Linked DNA regions of Homo sapiens: region 1 is linked to region 2. The links are chromatin contacts, found by Hi-C in ENCODE. All regions are on one chromosome and are shown on one strand. The core of a region is the stretch at or near the end of the contact, and the rest is flanking DNA. Distances in the headings are between cores, read along the strand shown.

Region 1 (7,401 bases), core at 3,487-5,986, 820 kb before region 2:
TCAATTTTTCTTATGCCACACTCACCTTGCCCCCTATCCGGACCTGAGCCTGAAGTTTGGCTAACTTTTCTTGATTCATGCTGTTGGTAAATCTAGGGGGGGAAAAATAGATTTGTTAAAGTCACTCTTTTGCCGAAATTAACAAACTGTTTATGCAACAGTACCTTCTGGTTCACTGAGCTTGTAGTATGCATCAACACCATGACCATATTAATACTGTCTATATTCTTAATAAACATTAATAACTTGTTCTAGCTTCATAAACCAGATATTTTTAAAAATCAAAATTAAATTACCATGAGGGAATCAAATATACAAACAGAAAGTAGAATGGGATTCAAAGTCACCTATTCAAAGATCCCTCCTTAAAACATGATTCAATCCTTTGGCATTCAGTTAAGCCTAACCAATTATGAAATCTCTGTAGGCAAGCCAGTTTTTTTCCCCCAAAGATTTTTACAGCAGAGAGCTGTTACCAAATGTTATTAGCAAAATCTTCAAGTAGATTTTTTTCCTCCCAAATCACATTCTGTATTTCTTATAAACCATAAAGATGACAAAAGGAAAAAAAAGCTGAACAAAGAAGAAATTCAACAAAAGGCTGTCTAGCTGTCAAGATATCAAGTAGTCATGTCCTCTATTCAAGGTCAGATGGTATGTTAATAATGGGGAAAGAGAACCAGGTTTTCAGACATTTGGTGCTTCTGCAGCACTCTCCAGAGTTCATTCAATACCCTGCACTGATATAGTATGTTATACTTGTCAAGACATTCTTGCATACAGGGTAAAATGCTTCATTGCACAATTTAACAAAAACATATCTTTGCTACAGTAATAAATGTTGGGGGGGGGCAGAGAGGAGACTCCTAAAACAAGCTTTTTAAAGTTAATCTTGATTTTGAAGATTCTAAAATTATAGTCATGAATCTAGTCTGGTCAGTGATAATCCCACTAAGAAAAAAACATTCTTAAGTTTATAATGGGTCATCACATTCCACATTACATAAACAAAGAAAAGCCAAATTCAGGCCCGGCACGGTGGCTCACGCCTGTAATCCCAGCACTTTGGGAGGCCGAGGCGGATGGATCACCTGAGGTCGGGAGTTCGAGGCCAGCCTGACCAACATGGAGAAACCTGTCTTTACTAAAAATACAAAATTAGCCGGGCGTGGTGGCACATGCCTGTAATCCCAGCTACTCAGAAGGCTGAGGCAGGAGAATCGCCTGAACCCGGGAGGCGGAGGTTGCGGTGAGCCAAGATCATGCCATTGCACTCCAGCCTGAGCAACAAGAGCGAAACTCCGTCTCAAAAAAAAAAAAAAGCCAAATTAAAAGTCTTGTTTTACTTGTTCTGCAGATCAACAAATCATTACTGAGATGTGAGGGAGGGAATAAGGGACTAGGTTGTTATCAAATCTTCTTTGGCCAATTCTCTAAACCCTGTATAGTCATCATTCACATGAAAAAAATACTGTTTGCTTCATTTGAGAGATTAAAAAAAGCAGCATCAAAGACTATATAATTACTAACCATTTTGTACTTTGACACTATCCTTAGGCAATAACCTATATATCTATCTCTTCTTTAAGGCTAATGTCCAGATCCCAAATAATATTTAGAATTTATGATTCTTCACTCTGCTCAGCGCTGTATCACAATGCTGAAGCAGCTAAAAACACTTTTATAGGAGGAAGTGTGTTTAGAGTCCAAAACAAGAAGTCTTAAATGTGTGCCAATCTTAGCTCTGCCATAGACTTAAATTTGATGACTTAAATCCCAATTCCTATGCTCAAATATCCACAGAAAAGGACCAACATTCACTTTTCTCAAAGGAATGTGGCCATGAGAGTGTAGTGAACTAACAAAGAGCCAAAGGAATTTATTGCAAAAAAAAAGGGGCTAAGGAAAAACATTAGACCTAGATACTTGGTAAACCCTTTGGGATTCTTCTGCATTTTGAAGTAACAATTCCCAAGAGAACAGACAGAGGTTGGGATGCCAAGACAAAGTCTTGACTTGTTTGAAATAAAAGCAAGAACAAAATTAACTCTTCAAATCAAGGTATAGATGAAAGAACAGATTCCATTCCAGGTGGTCAGGACAACAGAATTGAGAAATTTTGTTCCTAAGGAGTATCTCAGAGAAAAATGATTTTAGGGAGACTGAGAGCTCAAGGCAGTAGGGGAGGAACAAGAGTAGTCTTTTGTTTCTTGGCAAGTTGTGGTGTGTGGAATTCAAGTAGGAAAGAGGACTGGACTCAGTCTATGCGATGTCAAGCTCAGAATCTGGAGTAGACCTCCAAGATCACCTGGTTTAATTCTCTATTCTCAATCAACCTCTACTTTATTGCACCCATCATTCCTATCTGTGATGTCATCTCAACATCTGCTAGCACCAGCAAAGTATAAATTACAAACGAAACAGTTCCCTCCCTCCCATCTTAATAGATTAGGAAATAAGGGCCCAGAAGGGAGAAGTCCCTTCCTAGGCCCAAAAGGGAGAAGTAACTTCCTAAAGCCACATGATTAATGAGTTCTTCCTTGGGGATTCCAGGATCTTTTAGCACTGTTCTCAAGGACTCAAGAAAGGGTGTAAACAGGTTTATATTTATTAAGTGCCTAAGTTAGAAGCATTGTGGTAGGCACTTTCACATACATCATGTTTACACAGAGATAAAAATAATTGCAACCTTGAGTCCTGACTTTTTATTATGTAGGGTTTCTCTAAGACAAGCACAGGCTTTGGAATCAGAAAGACCAAGGTTCTACCAGTTGGGAAAGGTATTTTTCTTCTCTGAACTTGTATTCCTCCTGCATTTGGAAAGGTATAACACCACGTACTTCACAGGGTTGTTTTGAGGGTTAAAACATTATCAACCACAGGGAATGGTTCACAGAAGATACACAGTTACTGGTAACTATTGTTACCACTCCCGAGGGGACAACTATGGTAAACTGCAAGAATGTGGGAACGGAAGTTGAAACCGCCATTCACTAGCTGTGCAACACTGAGCCTGTCGGTCAGCAGGCAGTGGGAGGGGGGTTATAAAGATGGGCAAGGGACGCCGACTTGTAAACAAACACTGCCATTACAAGGTGAAGAGTGCTGTAACTGAGTTCGGTTCCCTGGACTCAAGGGCGGGAAGTGGTAACCTCAGCTTCCCTATCTGTAGACTGGGAGCATCAAATGAGATGACAACAGAGAGCCTGTATAAAGCTCAAAGCACACAACACTGCTGTTGTGAGCAAGGAGTAATGGAACAGAGGAGGGGCGTCCACCTGCCTCCTGGGACAGGGTCTGGGCGGCAACAGGGCGGGCCCGCTCGCTCCCACAGGGGGCGGTGGTGCTGGGGACCTTCCCACAGGTGCCGACCCCCAGCTGCGCCGCCGGTAACCGACAGGCCAAGCCAGCCGCCTCCGCCCCCGCTCGCCGCACCACGGCGGAAGTGGCAGCCTGAGCGGTTGGCGGGTGTCGGAAGGGGAGGGCGGGGGGAGACCGTGCGCAGCGGCCTATGGCCGTGAAGTGGCGGGACCGCCGGGGGTCTCACCTGAAGCAGGGAGGGTCCTCCAACACCAGCACGCGGCAAGAGAAAGATGGCTGCCTCAGCCGAGACAGAGAAAGACGACGGCGGCGGCGGCGGCGGCGGGAGCAGATCCACGTGATACAGCCGACCCCGCCTCTCCCTCTCCGGGGCAGCCTATCCCGGGAGCGAACATCTGAACTCCAACGCCCCGCCTGCTTTGCGCATCCCTCTTAGTGCTAGTGGCGGCAGGTGCAGGTGGCCGCGCGGCATCCTGGGGCTTGCAGTCTCCCGAGCGTTCTGTTGTGTCCCTGCCTACAATTTTAGGGAACCTAATAAAAGGGTGGTCGGTATGTTTTTATTTGGGTGTGTACTTTTGTTAGGTCGCTTTTTCGCTATGCATTAAGTACGGACTTTAGGACTCAACTAGTACCAGGAAGAAAAAGACCGGACATTTTCACCTGTTTGTTATACAGCGAAGGGGAAAAATTGGGAAGAAATCCTCAAGCTACAAGAAAAATAACCAGAAGCTTTACACTTTAGCCTGCAGTGACTTATATCCTGGTGTCCTAAGTCCACCTAAGTCAGTTTTGCAATAAGAGGTCCCAAGTTTGGTTTTCTTGGAGCTTGCATCAGTTGGTTGCATCATCCCTGAGTAGAAGATTTGCGGTTGCAAGGAAAAATAAGGTACAGAGCTTCTCCAGCGGGAAAGTGCATGTCTGCACGGCACGAGCCCACGCACCGCAGAACAGGCTTGCCAGGTCTCCTCAGAGACCCTCGCAGGAACCTAACAATGAAATCCAGTTGTCCAGTCTTGATTTGTGGAGGGGTAAGGAGAATCCGAGGCCAGTGGGCAATCCGCCCACTGTTGGGAGCGACTGACCTCACGAATCAATAATTTGCTTTTGACTAGGAAGTGCAGCGGTTCTTGGGGGGAGGGGCTGGACTGGGTGGCGGACGCGAGGAGCAACGGTTCTCCCGAACCTCTCCCCCGCCCCTACTATCTTGGCCTACATTTTCCCGCTCCGTCCCGGGACCTGGACACCCAGAATCCACGAAAAGCAACTCGCGCTCGAGAACAGCTCTCGTACCCTTCTACGTGATCTGCACCTTTAAGCTCACTCCATCCCAAACCGGACCCCGGAGGCACCACCCACATCCGTCTAACATCACTTCCTTCAGAGTTTGAAAAAAAAAAATCTGGGAAGTAGAGGTGTTGTGCTGAGCGGCGCTCGGCGAACTGTGTGGACCGTCTGCTGGGACTCCGGCCCTGCGTCCGCTCAGCCCCGTGGCCCCGCGCACCTACTGCCATGGAGACGCGGCCTCGTCTCGGGGCCACCTGTTTGCTGGGCTTCAGTTTCCTGCTCCTCGTCATCTCTTCTGATGGACATAATGGGCTTGGAAAGGGTCAGACCGCGTTCTTATCTTCTCTTTACTGATCTTTACTATACTGATCCCAGTATAATCTCTTCTTGCCCTAGCACCGTTCCCCTCCCATTCTAACTCTTAGGCCACTCCAGATTTCTTTTTATCTTCCCCAACCGCTCCTGGAGTTTGAAGATTTCTTGGGGTAGAGAGTAGCGGGTCTGGGGAATGGAGAAGTTGTACTTGAGGCCTCTCTAAATTATTGGATTGGGGGGAAGGAATGGCCCGTAAATTAAGGAAAGCATGTTAAGAGCCCAGCATAGTGCCTAGCACTTGGGAGGTCCTGAGGAACGGTCACCTTCCCACCTGGGAGAAATAGAGCCGTTGGGGACCTGCATATGCAGAGGACCCTGTTCTGGGTCTGAAGATTTCTCTCGTTACTTCTTCCGCGAAGAGCTAGGTTACTGCCACTTGCTTGCCTTTGGGAAACAGCACCTGCATCCCAGGTAGCTGTATCTAGTGCATAAGAAGAGCCAAGCGAATGGTAGAAGGTCTGCTGTTTAAGGGTCCCCAACAATTGTCCTTGCTGTGGTTCAGCGAAGTTTTTTTGTAAGTGAGCGATCAGTGGTTATGAATGGAGGTTAGGAGGTGTGGCCCCCTACTCCATCCATTACCTACATCTCCATTCTAAGTTTTAACACCTCTCTCCTCATCAGCCCTTACTTAGTTGAAAGTTGGACTGACAGTCTGTGAACTCAGAGTTTATGCTTTTCTAAGTAGATGAATTGTAGCATGGATCCCAACCCCTCTTCCTTTTTTTTTTTTCACTGACCTTACTGTATGGAATGATTCTGCTGCAATCCTTCTGTTTTTGTTTTCTCTTATCCTCTCTATTTTCACATCTATTGGTGAGTAATAAGATTGGGTGGGCATTCATTTTGCCTGAATGCAATCATTCCTTCATTCCGTAAATAATTTTTGATCACCTCCTATATTTCAGGCACTGTCCTAGGCACTAGGGATATAGCTGTAAACAGGACAGACAAGGTTCCTACTCTGGTGGAGCTTATATTCATGTCAGAGAGACAGAGTAGACTCATGAACAAATTAATAAGACAGTTTCAACTAGGAACAAGTGCTGGGAAAACAATAAGACTGTGATGGAATAGGAAGTAGAAAGGCTGGGGAGGTTGGTGGAGCTGGCATCACTTGAATTATGAAGGTCAGGAGAAGCTTTTTGGAGAAGGTGATATGTGGGTTTCCATCTCAGTGATGAAACTGCATGACAAATCCTGTTAGGCCAGAATGTTTTAAATACTGACAATCCCATTTTAAAACAGACTACCGTTTTTTTTTGTTGTTGTTTTGTTTTGTTTTTTAGACAGAGTCTCACACTGTTGCTCGGGCTGGAGTCCAGTGGCATGATCTTGGCTCACTGCAACCTCCGCCTCCTGGGTTCAAGCGATTCTCCTGCCTTAGCCTCCCGAGTAGCTGGGATTACAGGTGCCTGCCACCACGTCTGGCTAATTTTTTGTATTTTTAGTAGAGACGGGGTTTCACTATGTTGGCAAGGCTGGTCTCAAACTCCTGACCTCATGATCTGCCCGCCTCGGCCTCCCAAAGTGCTGGGATTACAGGCATGAGCCACTGCGCCCAGCCAGCTACTGTATATTTAAAGTTGTAAGTACTGAGAGTAACAGAAGAGTAGAGTGTTGGGTACGTGGGTTTAGATCTGAGTTTTTTCTTTGCTGTTTTTTCTGTTTGTTTGTTTGCTTTTGTTTTTGAGACGGAGTCTCACTCTGCCAGGCTGGAGTGGAGTGGTGCAATCTCGGCTTACTGCAACTTCTGCCTCCCGGGTTCAAATGATTCTCCTGCCTCAGCCTCCCAAGTAGCTGGGACTACAGGCATGTGCCACTATGCCCAGCTAATTTTTTTTTTTTTTGTATTTTTTTGTATTTTTAGTAGAGATGGAGTTTCACCATGTTGGCCAGGCTGATCTCAAACTCCTGACCTCAGGTAATCCTCCCTCCTTGGCCTCCCAAAGTATTGGGATTATAGGCGGGAGCCACTGCGCCAGGCCTAGATCTGAGTTTTAATTTGTTCTGCCACTCACTAGCTGAGTAGCCTTGGGCAAGTTTCTTAACTCTCAAAGCCTCCGTTCCTCATCTGCAAAATGGGCATCATAACTACCTCAGACACTCAACAAATAATTTGCTCTGTTCAAGTTACTGTGTTAGGTGTAGGTAATACCTTGGAATCAGGTATTTTGTATTTTTATTCCTTGTTAGATATTAAGCTTTGTGTGGTTGTTCCAGTTACCATTGTTGTGTAATAAATCACTCCAAAATTTAGTGGGCATGAAGAAATCATTTTATTATGCTCACAATTGTGTGAGTAAGGAATTCAAACAAGGCACACTGGGAAAGGCTTGTCCCTGTTCTATGATGACTGGGGCCTTGGCTAAGCTGGTTACCTCTCCATGTGATCTTTCCGCATGGGCTCCTATGGGTTTCCTC
Region 2 (6,623 bases), core at 828-3,327:
CGATTACAAGGATGAGACACACATCTAACAAAGATACAACACTAAAGTGTTATAGATATTGCTTATGGAAGTGTAGAGGTTTCAGTGGGGACACAAGGGATTCGGGCTGGGAAGGAAGGGAATGCTGGGACTTCAGACATGAAAGCTGAGTTCTCAAAGAGGATTAGATGTCCACCTGGCTGACCCGGGCGAAGGGCTCCAAGCAGAGAGGAACTGGAGCAAAACAAAGCTGTGAACAGCCTGGTGTATTTGGTAGGCCTGGAATATAGAACGTAAGAGGGAGAAGTCATGGAGGCTTCTGTAATACCACAATCAAGACTGGACCTTACTGGTATATATGAAATGCCCCCAGAAGAATTTTATTCAGAAAACGAGCATATATATGATCAGGTTTTTCTGGTGTGATGAGACATTGGTTTACACAGGAATGAGAAAAGAAAACACTAGATAATGATGTCATCACATGAAACAACAAAGGAGCCTACCCAGTCAGAAAACTAAACTCTTCAGGAAGAAATTAAGCACTACTACTATTGAAGCCCTCTGGAAAAGGGTGTATTCAATATCATCTAAAATGGAAAAAGTACAGGAAAGGTTTTCACACATCTATTGTGGATTATAACATCCACATACCTATTTTGAGTTTAAGAGGTCTTCACTCGAATTCTGCAACACATCTGGGACTACTGATTATTGTACAAAAAGCAGTACAACGTATTTAGGAGAGTCTTTGATACAAAGGGAGAACACGAGTAACCGAAGGAATTTCCCAAGCCAGGTTTAAAGGTTTCCAAAGTTCAAGCTAATCAAGTTTTCTTAAGTCAGCACGTTTAAAAGGTGTGTCATATGGGTGGAGCAAAAAGAGGAGGGATTAAAATTTATATACATATATATATATATATATATACACATATATATATATATACACACACACACAAGTAACTCGATGTCGCTAGGGTTAAAATCACCACTTGGAGATCCGTCTCCCAAGCAGAGGGAAAACCTGCCAGATCCAATTAACAAAAAGACGAGGGAGGTGGGTAAGAGGACGACCACACATGAAAACATAAATGGGGCGGGGGGGTGGTGCTTGGCAACCACCTATCCAGAACCCATAATCCAGTTGGCGGTGCGATGAGGAAATCATACGATTCAGACATAAAGACAGGAAAATGTCACTCCCAAACTCCACAAGCGAACCACCAGACACTGGCCAAGGGGATGTGATCACATACTCTGATCCCAGAACTCAAGGGCAGAGGGTATCATCCCCACACGGTGCCCGAGGGCAGGCGAAGAATCAACCTTACTCTGAGATCAGAGAGCAAATGCCCTCAGATCCAGCCCTAAGGGGTCAATGCCGCCCAGGCCAGGCCTTGCCGAAGCCAGGGGCAGAGACGGCCCCGAAGCCCCCTCAATCTCCGCCAGAGCTGCCTCTACTCGCTCCCCCCAACACACACCCTCCCCTACCTGATATGGCGGCGGCGGCTCCTGATCCGGCTCCGTCCCCTCGCCAAAGCTAGCCCGGTCGGACTGAGACTCGTGAAGCAGGGAGATGTCATCCGAGGTGGGGGATTTGAGGCAGTTCCCCATCTTCCGGAGCTGGGGTGCGTGATCTGGGGGAGGAGAAAGCAGCGGTGGGGTCGTTCGCACACTCCGCGGTCCGCCTCGGTTGGCGAGGTGGGGTCGGGCGACAGGCCGGGGATCAGGCGGAGGCGACTCCACCGCCCCACGGTGCCGCCGAGGGGCCGCTCATGCCAGCCCCCGGGGTTGGGGGATCAAGGCTGGGCCGCGGGCTCCGCTGGGGTCGCGGCGTTCGCCTCCTGCGAGGCAGCGATGGGGGGGGGGGGGCGGGGAGACGAAGCACTTCCCCACCCCGCCCCCCCGCGGGGCGGCGGCGGCCACGGAGCTGCTGGGCCTAATCCAGGTCAGCGGGGGGGGGCGCGGCCGTCGCGGCTGCCTCAGCTGCTGCCTCAGCTGCTGCTGCCCCCGCCGACGCCGGAGCCACGGCCGCGGGCCTCATCCTACTCCGCCTCAGCGAGACGGCGGCAGCCAGAACGAGGCCGGCTCGGGCACTGCGTCATCGCGCCGTGCGTGCTCTGGTCCCGCCCCCGGCGCCAGGAGGCGAGGGCGGCTCCGGCGGCGCCCATCCCCCTCTCCACTAGCAGCTGTTCTCGGTGCTGCGTCAATTTTTGCTTCTCTCTGACTGCTTGGCTCCGTACCTGGCTCCGAAACCAATCTCCCGTCTCCCGCGCCTCCCCACATTCATTGCTCCTGCCCCGTCTAGGGCTCAGTTCTTACCTGTGCACTGCCTGACAGTCTTCTCACCACCCTCCGCCAAGCGGTCTATTTATATAAACCCATATCGGAATGGATCAGTCCCATGATTAAAATGTTAAAAGCTTCCCCTTTATCCCTTCACAATAAAGTCCTAGCTCGTTACTGAACCATCCCTGCCTGTCCAATCACGTCCTTATCCTTCCACATCACAGCCAGAGAGATTATTCTTCCAGTTGTATATCAGATTGTTCATTTCTTTCCAGTCCCAGCACCAAAGTCCAAGCCACCATCATCTCTCACCTTGGCTTCTGCAATAGACTCTCAGCTGTTCCTGAGTTCATCATTGCCCACATCCAATTCACTGTTGGCACAGTTGACAGAGTTATCTTTTTAAAATTTAAATCGGATCATGTCATTCTCCTGTTAAAACCTTCAGTGTCTCCTCAAGGCTGTCCTTAAGACAATCCTTAAATGGTTTACAAATCTGACTCCCTTTCAATCTCATTAGCAGCATTGTCACCTCCTTCACAAATTCTAAACTAGACTCTCTAAAATGCTTTTCGTTATCTGGAATACTATTGCCTCTGCCTGGGGCCTTTGTCCATATTGTTTCTCTCACAGAAACCCACTTCCCTCCACTCCCAACCTTTCTGCTTCTCATCAGGCTAATCATTATTCTCAGGAATCCTTCTGGATGCAACTTCATTTCCCCTGGGGAGACTCTCCTGACCCTCCAGTCTGGGTTAGTCGCATCCTGTGTGCTCTCAGACCCTGAGCTTTTCTCTGTCACAGCCTGATCAAGCTGAATCATCTGTCCCTCTGTGCAAGGCTGGCACACTGCCCAAGGTAGAGTATGCTCTCTCCTTGGTTGAATGAGCAGCTCAAACAACATATGCAAAAGAAGGAAGCAAGAAGGATGACAGTGCTCCTGATAGACGTTCATTCAACAGGTGGATCTTGACTGCCTTTCGTTTCATTCACCATTTACTGAAGTTGTGTGTGCGTGTGTATACCAGACCCCACGCTAAGGACTGGGGAAAAGGATGATCATACCTGGCTTGTTCCTGATAGAGCCCAGAGACCACCTGGGAAGACAAGTAATCAGGTGAGTCCTAAGCCCACACCCTGCCACGGACCCCAAGGTTTTTAGAGGAACTGAAAGACAGCAATTAGTTCATTTGAGTGAGGAACAGAAAGGATTCTTAGAGGTAGGGCTATATTAAACTCGAATGGGTCTGAACACTCTTACTCTGCAGTCCCTATTCTACGAAGTCACTATCTTATTTAAATGCACTCAAATTCCACATTAAATATCACCTTTTTGATATAAAATTTTTGAAAAGACTCATAATTTTGGGCCAGGCGTGGTGGCTTACGTCTGTAATCCCAGCAATTTGGGAGGTCAAGGCGGGTGGATCACTTGAGGTCAGGGATTCGAGAGTAGCCTGGCCAACATGGTGAAACCCCATCTCTACTAAAAATACAAAAACTAGCCAGGTGTGCTGGTGCACGCCTGTAGTCCCAGCTACTCGGGAGGGTGAGGCAGGAAAACCGCTTGAACCTGGGAGGTGGAAGTTGCAGCGCAGTGAGCCCAGATTGTGCCACTGCACTCTAGCGTGGGCGAGGGAGTGAGTAAGACTCAGTCTCAAAAAAAAAAGGAAGGAGAAAGAGAGAGAGAGAGAAGGGAGGCAGGAAGGAAGGAAAGAAGGAAGGGAGAGAAAGAGAAAGAGAAAAGAGAAAGAAAAGAAAGAAAGAAAGAAAAGAAAGAAAGAAAGAAAGAAAGAAAAAGAAAAAGAAAGGAAAGAAGGAAAGAAAGAACAAACTGACTCACAATTTTGGTTTTGGAATTGTTGAGCTTCCAAGAACTCATTTAATTTATGATTGGCTAAATTTACCAGAAATCAGAGGTACCCTGGAATTTTTACAAAGTGAGAAAATTTACCCCACAAATTATTGTCAAACCTAAAGAAATTTTTATTAATAATAATTTATACAATTATTTGACATAATATTTACACAGTGCTAGAATTTGTAGACATTGTTTGTTTGTTTTGGAGACAGGGTCTCACTCTGTCACCCAGGCTGGCTTGATCGAGGCTCACTGCAGCTTCAACCTCCTGGGCTCAGGTGATCCTCCTGCTTCAGGCCTCTCCAGTAACTAGAACTACAGATGCACACCACCATGCCTTGCATTTGTTTTTGTTTTTGGTAGAGACGAAGTCTTGCCATGTTGCCCAGGCTGGTCTCAAACTCCTGGGCGCAAGCGATCCTCCCGCCTCAGCCTCCCAAAGTGCTGGAATTACAGGTGTGAGCCACTGTATGCCTGGCCAGACATAGATTTATTTAGTTAGTTTTAATTTTTTTTAATTTTTATTTTTTGAGACAGAGTTTTGCTTGTGTTGCCCAGGCTAGAGTGCAATGGTGCGATCTTGGCTTACCGCAACCTCTACTTCCCCGGTTCAAGCAATTCTCCTGCCTCAGCCTCCTGAATAGCTGGGATTACAGGCGCGCACCACCACGCCCAACTAATTTTTTGTATTTTTAGTAAAGACGGGGTTTCACTATGTTGGCCAGGCTGGTCTCGAACTCCTGACCTCAGGTGATCCACCCACCTTGGCCTCTCAAAGTGCTGGGATTATAGGCGTGAGCCAGCTCGCCAGGCCAGATTTATTTTTTTAAGTTTTGTTTTTCATTCTTTTTTTCCACAGGTGGGTAACACTGACACAAGCCCTTGAAAAGTTCTATAGTGCCTTGTGAAAATAAGTTATATTGTTAAGTTTAAAACTAGCTTGGGCTGGGTGCAGTGGCTTACGCCTGTAATCTCAGCACTTTGGGAGGCCGAGGCGGGTGGATCACGAGGTCAGGAGTTCAAAACCAGCCTGGCCAATGTGGCGAAACCCCATCTCTACTAAAAATACAAAAATTAGCCGGGCATGGTGGCATGCACCTGTAATCCCAGCTCCTCAGGAGGCTGAGGCAGGAGAATCACTTGAACCTGAGAGGCGGAGGTTGCAGTGAGCCGAGATCACGCCATTGCACTCCAGCCTGGATAACAGAGTGAGACTCCGTCTCAGTAAACAAACAAACAAACAAGGCTAGTTGTTCACCAGAAGATGGGAGGAGCATTTGAAGCCCATTAATGGCTTGGACATGGTCCCTGCCTTCAAATAGCTCAAACTCAAGTAGATGAGACAAGTAGGTGAACAGTTAGCAGGGCTACATTCAGACCTTTATATTTGTTCTACTTTTATTTTTAACTTTTGCTTCCATGAGCATATATATATCACTACCTCACAAAGGTACAGCTTTAGACCTCTGTGTCTGGTGAGAGAATAACTGTTGCATATTCCCCTGAGCTCAGAGGAAATGATATTTTAGAAAAGATGAATGGTTATTGACCATTATTTTTTTGTGGATGAGTAAAATATCAGCTACAATTTTAACATAGTTTAAAAAAACGATAGAATTTTGTTTTGTTTTGTTTTTGTTTTTTTTGAAACGGAGTCTCACTCTATCACACAGGCTGCAGTGCAGTGGCACAATTGGCTCACTGCAACCTCCACCTCCTGGGTTCAAGTGATTCTCGTGCCTCAGCCTCCTGAATAGCTGGAATTATAGCCGGGGTCCACCATGCCCAGTTAACTTTTTGTATTTTTAATCAAGATGGTGTTTCACCATGTTGGTCAGGCTGGTCTCGAACTCCTGACCTCAAATGATCCACCTGCCTTGGCCTCCCAAAGTTCAGGGATTTCAGGCATGAGCCACCATGCCCGGCCATGTGGTCTTGATAATAATGAATAAAACTACCAGAATAAAATTGTATCTATCACTTATGTAGTGCTTCCTATGTGTCAGGCACTGTCCCAAATGCTTTACTTCTGTTCATTTAATGCTAATTAAATGATCTGCAGAGTGACTAGGGCCTAACACAGCATGGCTCTTTTGGATACTCACAAGCTAATCAGATGTGAAAATAACATTGTCTTTGGCCCAAGTTGAATAATAGCCATCATAGCAAACTCTTATAAAACACTCTCTGTTAGACAGCATGTGTTTTATTTGCCCTCTCTGGTAATTCATTCAACCCTCAAAACTCTATGAAATGGACACTACTGATATCCCCATATTACAAATGATGTAAGATATAAACAGATGTGCTAGAGTTGGTTCATACTAGCTCATATGAGTCAATTGTTAGAATTTCAGGAATTGTGTGACCTTGTTGTTAAACATAGTCATTATTAAAAATTAAATTATATAAACTTACAGTTAAAAGGTATATTAAAAACAAACATAATAAATACCCAAAACGAGTGGCTTTCTAACTACTTTACTGTATTTCA

Evidence for each region. A loop is a pair of places that touch in the nucleus more often than their neighbours do. Pooled maps may share reads with other maps.
Region 1: a loop to region 2 is called in a map of gastrocnemius medialis, with 27 times the contacts of the local background. The contact joins the promoter of TXNDC12 here to the promoter of RNF11 in region 2. A Hi-C loop is called at or near these places in 3 of 168 maps with a recorded cell type or tissue (CD8-positive, alpha-beta T cell, gastrocnemius medialis and naive thymus-derived CD4-positive, alpha-beta T cell) and 12 of 50 pooled maps.

Annotation. Positions count from the first base shown.
Region 1 is chr1:52,052,526-52,059,926 of GRCh38, reverse strand. TXNDC12 (thioredoxin domain containing 12) reads left to right here and starts at 4,736. Exons shown (of 7, transcript NM_015913.4): 1 at 4,736-4,927. The coding sequence starts at 4,831. BTF3L4 (basic transcription factor 3 like 4) reads right to left here and starts at 3,632. Exons shown (of 6, transcript NM_152265.5): 1 at 3,548-3,632; 2 at 26-92. The coding sequence starts at 79. TXNDC12-AS1 (TXNDC12 antisense RNA 1) reads right to left here. Exons shown (of 3, transcript NR_126385.1): 3 at 7,244-7,401. RefSeq lists enhancers at 2,717-3,428, 3,429-4,142 and silencers at 3,208-3,447, 4,308-4,712.
Region 2 is chr1:51,231,727-51,238,349 of GRCh38, reverse strand. RNF11 (ring finger protein 11) reads right to left here and starts at 2,077. Exons shown (of 3, transcript NM_014372.5): 1 at 1,471-2,077. The coding sequence starts at 1,593. It overlaps LINC01562 (long intergenic non-protein coding RNA 1562), which reads left to right and starts at 3,254. Exons shown (of 2, transcript NR_147076.1): 1 at 3,254-3,385. RefSeq lists a silencer at 1,813-2,292.